Regions from separate parts of the Homo sapiens genome. Here region 2 is linked to region 1. The links are chromatin contacts, found by Hi-C or POLR2A ChIA-PET in ENCODE. All regions are on one chromosome and are shown on one strand. The core of a region is the stretch at or near the end of the contact, and the rest is flanking DNA. Distances in the headings are between cores, read along the strand shown.

Evidence for each region. A loop is a pair of places that touch in the nucleus more often than their neighbours do. ChIA-PET counts read pairs that join two places held with the same protein, here RNA polymerase II (POLR2A). Pooled maps may share reads with other maps.
Region 2: a loop to region 1 is called in a map of heart left ventricle, with 3 times the contacts of the local background. The contact joins two enhancer-like sites. A Hi-C loop is called at or near these places in 2 of 168 maps with a recorded cell type or tissue (heart left ventricle and heart right ventricle) and 7 of 50 pooled maps. POLR2A ChIA-PET finds 5 or more read pairs at or near these places in 1 of 52 experiments (BJ).

Annotation. Positions count from the first base shown.
Region 1 is chr10:4,769,427-4,772,839 of GRCh38, reverse strand. No RefSeq gene overlaps it. Among named protein-coding and RNA genes, the nearest start is that of AKR1E2, 55 kb to the left of the region's middle. Within about 2 kb of position 1,964, at least 9 of the 41 ENCODE cell types and tissues checked have a DNase peak (open chromatin) inside an H3K27ac peak, as active enhancers do.
Region 2 is chr10:4,080,211-4,083,333 of GRCh38, reverse strand. It overlaps LOC107984195 (a long non-coding RNA gene), which reads right to left. Exons shown (of 10, transcript NR_176060.1): 6 at 2,948-3,001; 7 at 959-1,045; 8 at 515-650; 9 at 1-58. Among named protein-coding and RNA genes, the nearest start is that of MIR6078, 91 kb to the right of the region's middle. Within about 2 kb of position 1,573, at least 8 of the 41 ENCODE cell types and tissues checked have a DNase peak (open chromatin) inside an H3K27ac peak, as active enhancers do.

The DNA.
Region 1 (3,413 bases), core at 715-3,214:
ATCCCGCCCAAATATTTGTTAATGTATCTCATCCACTGCAGCCTCTCCTTTCAGTCACCTGTCTGTGAATTTATACTTCTTCTCTATAATTTCCTTAGGATTTGTGGAAGGAGCAGACATAGGCGAGCATGTGTCTAATCTACTACCTTTACCCAGAGTTTCTATAATTTATTTGCTTAGAAATGTTATGAAGCTTTTACAAAATCATATGACATCCATAATGCATTATTTAATAGAGCAGAACCTTACATTTTATGAGTTTATCGTTCACGCAAAAGTAATAGAAATCTGAAGGAGACTTGAAAGGCTTGAGGCTGAAAAACATCTAATTTATGGAATTTGAGAATTGTAGCATCTCTGGGGTAGAGTTGGGTGTTTCTCTTTGTGGCAGATCTTCTCCTTACTCTGGAATAAAATGATTTGATGAGTAAGTATAGTTTCATACACATGGTGAAGTTTCAGTATAAACTCATGCAGGATTGAGGTTGGAGCCTAGTCATTATTCTTGGTACAAAGGATTAACCCAAACGCAGTTTCTTCATTCAGAGCTACTGTACATTTATTTAGAAATGGAAATTGGGTATATAAACAAGGCAGCATCTTTGTACAATAGAGCATTTTACCCCTAATTTTAGATTTGAATTATTCAATGAAGAAACATGAGGCATATGCTTCCGGGAATGTGGAGGTACATGATCTCCACTCAATGCTCTGAAGAACATTCCATGGCAAGGACGTGGCTTGACTAACATGTCCAACTAACGATGCGCTCTTCTTTAGAAGGTTGTTTAAGAGTGGATAAATATGACTTTGGGGAAAATGGAATATTTCATTTGTGGTTTTTGGTGACCAAACCATTTCTGAGTTTCCGCTTTCCTCTTAAGTAAATAGCTATGTTTATTGTCAATTAATGTGGAGCAGGAAAGAAGACAGCACCCAGATTTCTGCCATTGTTTTGAGAAAGGATATTGGCAGGTTTTCCCAAGCCATCTCCTCCAACCCTCCTTGACACCCTTTGTCCTGGGATCTGGCTCAGTGGACACAGTTATGGGGGGTGGCACATATTCTCAGAGGATAGGAAGTTTATGGGGAAGAAGGGGAATGAAACCCACATCCAGAGACAGAATTATCTGAAACTTTAACATTCAGGGACTCTTGTTTGATAAATCCCTGCAAAATCCTGGGAGAGGCTTCCTCCTTGGCAATATGTTTCATAAGTCATGTTTTATAAATGGCTGCTTTTTATAGAAATTTATTTAATGAAGTAGAATCAGATTTTCTTCTGATTCAAAACCCCAGGAATGGATGAGTCATATGCCCATTTCCTACTCTAACTGCTCTCCTTTCTCCGCTGGAACTTTCTCAGCCAAAAGCATCATTTGGAAGAAGCAAAAACAATCTTATCTAAATGGATGTGTGCAGAGAGGACTTTGTATTTACAAATAATTTGTTTTATTTTCTGCTTCCTGTAGATGGAGCTAAATCCTTAAGCATATGTTTACATGTGATGGAATTCCCAGGAAGGAGATCTTTGAAAGACAATAATAATATCTGCTGCTGAAGGCTTTTAATTCTTTGGACAATAAGTGGTGCTACACTGGGCACAATTTGGTGCTAAAGAAAGAAAGTTATTTGTAGGCAGAATCCTGTACCTGCCTCCTAGTCTCTGCAGAGAACAGAGAGTTTGTTGTTGAATAGAAATGGCCAGCAGTGTTACTATTGCTGTATTTTGTATTTTATCTAAGGTCATATTCAACTTCTTTTTTTTCTCATAAAAAATTAAACTGTTAAACTGCCCATTATCCATTGTCCTTTTACACGGGTGTTTCCTGGTCTTGTCTGTTGCTCAATGTGATTGAATGACCATGTATGACAAATAGTAATGAGCTCATAGTATTTCCCTTAGTCAGTTAATAAACAGTGCATATCTTTGGAAGAAGAGACACACTTTATTACTTCCCCATATGGTTTCAAAGGGATGTGAGAGCACAATGAGTCAGGCCAACAGGAAAACTTAAAAAAAGAAACGGAAAAAAAAGTTTTTAAAGAATCTTATTGTGTTTCTCCCAAGTTGCTCATAGCAACTTGTTTATTAATTCTAGAAATAGGCAAAGAAATTTTATACCTTAATAAGAAAAGAAAAAGACAATATTTTAGGGAGTTTAAATAATATTTATATGGAAAACAATTTTATTAAGTGAATTCACATATGTCTTAAGTGCTTTTTAGTGTATCCAAGACAGCATTAGATACATGTTACTTCTTAAAAAAATAAATGACCCCTCAAAAAGTTTTTAAGACATTTTTCTATTTTTTTCCAATCAGCTTCCATTTTTGTAACTAGTATACTAATTCACGGCAAAGTAAAAACAAACCAATTATAACATAAAATATTACTTTGAGATATTTTGATTATTTTTAAACGTCATAATTATTTGAAATCAGAAAGCAAAAAATGCTGGAATCAAAGTTAATTTCAGCCTCCAAATGTTTAAACTGTGTATTAAAACCTCTCTCATCTTATGTAAATTTTAATTCTTTAAAGTTGTGACATTTTCAAAAATCAAATATATATTTTATTTGGATTAATACATAATCTTGCAGAATGAGTTTATTATAATTTTATTCATATATGAGCTTTAAATTTATATCCCAAATAATTCTCAGAAACATTGGAGTACTCAGTTTTGTAGGTTGGTTAGCATTTTGATGTATCATTTACTATTAGTTTTTAGAGGTTAGAGCATCAATGAAAAGAAATATTGGTAATATAGAGGCAAGTTCTGAAATCTGTGGTTTCCAAGTCAACATTCAGGATTATTCTTTTAAAAAAATATAATTAAATTTTCTCAAAGTTACATTTACTATATTACAAATAGTCTCTTGTTTTGATTTATTAGGAAGACGTTAACAGCATATTCTTTTTTATGCAGTTTTCTTAAGACTCCATTAAAACAAATGGCTTTCCGGTCCGTGCCCCCTTCCAGGTCAGCTAACAATTTTATATTGATTTGCAAAAGAGGCTCCATTATAAAAACCTTTTGTAATTATCTAAATTCCATGTGTTTAGGAAGCTTTTGAACCATCCAGGAATAAGCTAATTTCCGTAATGGTGAGAAAGAATTGTACAGTGGATACAATAAATGCTTGTCTACTTACTTAGGCTTGTGTTTGAGTCTGTAAGTGCATGATTTGCTAATTTTGTTAAAAAAATAGTAAAAATTCTAATCTTCATTTGTATTGTTTCCTATATAAAAAAGCAAACCATTAGCAATTATAGTCCTATTTCTTAGTCATATACTGTCAATCAGCTATCTTGAAGATGGAACTGGGAAACCAGAACTTATATTCAACATGATAAGGAAATTTGAATTCATTTTATATACTATAAAGTTTATAAAAGTTATTAATAA
Region 2 (3,123 bases), core at 324-2,823, 690 kb after region 1:
CACACACGTTGATTTTCAAGGGCCCATCACAACTTGCAATTCTGCATAGGTGTTTTCTCTAAATGGTAATAATAACGCATGAATTATTATACTATTGCTGCTTGACAGCCCTTTTCCTGTGTGTAGTGGTTTTGGATTATGGCCCACAAAGGCCATCAATTATGCTAGAAAACTAAGGAGCTGGGGGAAAATCACAGGGCAAAATGCATTTTGAGAGACATCATTGTCTAGACTCAAATGTCAGCCTTGGCACCCTCTTCTCAGCCTGGCCTAGATCCACTGTTGGGCAAGTTGATTCTAAAAGGTCCATTTCATTCCCCTCCATGCAAAGCAATGGTAAACAATCAAGTATGTCAAAAATGTTGTTGAGAGTGCATGTTTCTTTGGGAGTGATTACATCTTAGCCGTAGCTCATGAGACTCAGGTCTGGATGGAAAAACTTTTCCAGTGGAGGATTTACAGAGAACAATATAAACATAGATGACAAAGCAAAACAACAAGACAGTTATCTCACCTTACAAATTACATACATCATGGCTAGGCACAGAGGCTCATGCCTGTAATCCCTGTAACTTGGGAGGCCAAGGTGGATGGATGACTTGAGCCCAGGAGTTCGAGACCAGCGTGGACAACATAACGAAACCCCATCTCTACAAAAAATACAAAATTAACCTGGCATGGTGGCTCATGCCTGTAGTTGCAGCTATTCAGGAGGCTGAGATGGGAGGATCACCTAAGCCCAGGAGGTCAAGGCTGCAGTGAGTCGTGATCACGTCACCGCACTACAGCTTGGGGGACAGAATGAGACCCTGTTACACACATACACACACAAATTACAAATTACATACATTAAAAAATGCCTTGTATGTATCTCTATGAATTGAGATTTTGAGAGAATTTGTTTTCTTCTGTACATTTCTCTATATTTTCTAAGTTTTCTATAATAAATAAGCAGTACCTTGGAAATTCTTGTTCTGACTTTTCTTAAACAAAAGATATGTTGAAAGATTTCACCCAAGTGCGAGCTTTAGTTGAAATATAGAATCTGAAATAAAAATTAGAAACATGGTTTCATAACAACTCACTTTAACCTATTTTCTAGAAACAGAATGAGGAATCTATTAAAAATTTTAAAATGAAATTTCAAATTCATACCAGATGTTTTCAAAGTAATAAAATACTACTCTTAAATATCATCTTTCTAGTCTTAATTTTTTGGATGTTTTATTTTTAAAGCCAGAGCTTTTTTTTTTTTTTTCTGTGTAAGTGGGATTGGAATGCTGTTCATCACAAGAAAACTCAAATTTTTTAGATCTTAAAGATAGAGGTTGCACTGTGTGACTTCCTTAATTACACATTAGGAAGTGGAGGACCAGAGAGCAGCAGTGATCTGAGGTCACTTCATAAGCAAGGCAGGGCCACAGCTCGAGTGGGCTTGCTCCCTCTCCACACTCTTGGCCTGGGTTTTGCTGCGATTCTGGCCAAATCTCTAGACTGCCTTCTATGTAGCAGTCACTGGCTAGATCCTAAAGGCTTTGACACAAAACAGGATTGGAAGTCGTCATGAGGTCATTAGTTGCCTCTCCCACGGCATGAGGGAGGAGACCGCTTTGACTTATCCACACAGCCACTGATTTGCAGGGAGACTCACACAGACAACACTATACACCCACCAACACAAACACACTCACCACACACACTGCAAGGGTTTACTACTAACTCCAAACACATGTATTTGGAAAACTAAAATACATACAAAGTTTCCAGAGTTCTACTTCTAACTAGAGGGGTATCTGCTCCTGAGGTTGTGGGGAGTATGGGAACATCCCTTAAATGATGGTTCTCACTTAAAAGGATCAGATAAAGTCCACTGAGAGCACTCCTTTTTTTTTTTCTTCTTTTTCAGATGGAGTTTCACTCTTGTTGCCCAGGCTGGAGTGCAGTGGTGCAATCTCGGCTCACTGCAACCTCCGCCTCCCGGGTTCAAGTGATCCTCCTACCTCAGCCTCCCAAGTAGCTGGGATTACAGGCATGCATACCTGGCTAATTTTGTGTTTTTAGTAGAGACAGGGTTTCACTATGTTGGTCAGGCTGGTCTCGAACTCCTGGCCTCAGGTGATCCACCCATCTCAGCCTCCTAGTTCTGGGATTACAGGCCTAAGCCACTGTGATATAATCCCTGCCTCTTTTCTTTCCAGTCAGAAAGGTGGTGTTGCAGATATAGTGGAAAAAGTAAGGATTTGGAAACCTAAGGGTGACAATATAATACATAAACCTCACTTCATTCAAAAGAATGTTTGCTCTTGAGCATGTCACTAATCTCTCTGAATTCATATTTCTGTAAAATGAGGACATTACATTTCTCCCTGCTCTATCATAAAAATTATACATGCTAGATATATATAGCCTATTATGGGTTGAACTGTGTCCTCCCCAAATTCCTGGGTTGAAGGAGGTCATCAGGACCTCACAAAGTGACTGTATTTGGAGATACCGTCTTTAAAGAGGTAATTAAGGTAAAATCAGGGCGATGGGGTGGGCCTTAATGCAACATGGCTGGTATCCTAGTAAGAAGAAGAGATCAGGATATCAGACACACGTGGAGGGAAGATGACCCGAAGATATAGGGAGAGTATGGCTGTCTGTAAGCCAAGGAGAGAGGCCTCAGGAGGACACAACCCTGCCGACACCTCGATCTCAGACTTCCAGCTTCTAGCATTGTCAGGAAATAGATTTCTGTTGTTTCAGTCGCCCAATCTCTGGTGCCTTGTTACAACAGCCTAGCAAACAGATGCACAGATGTTCACAGAATAAGTGCTCAACAAATCACAGAGGCTATGTTCACCATGATTATTACAGCTTTTCATTGGTAGCGAAGAATGTTGGCTCTGAACTGTACATTAGTGACCAAAGATGAGAGATTTTTGTAATTCAAATTGCAACTCACTTTATTCACTTCCTGTTTACTCCATCCTTGCAAAGAGTGTCACATTTAAGTTTCCTGTTTTTACAAAAATTGTATTATTATTATCCACAAAGTATTTTTCTTTAAATTTTTTTTGTACAGAGGAAGAAAATAAAATTGTACCAGGAAATGAAAATCAACCATAAATTATATAAGAA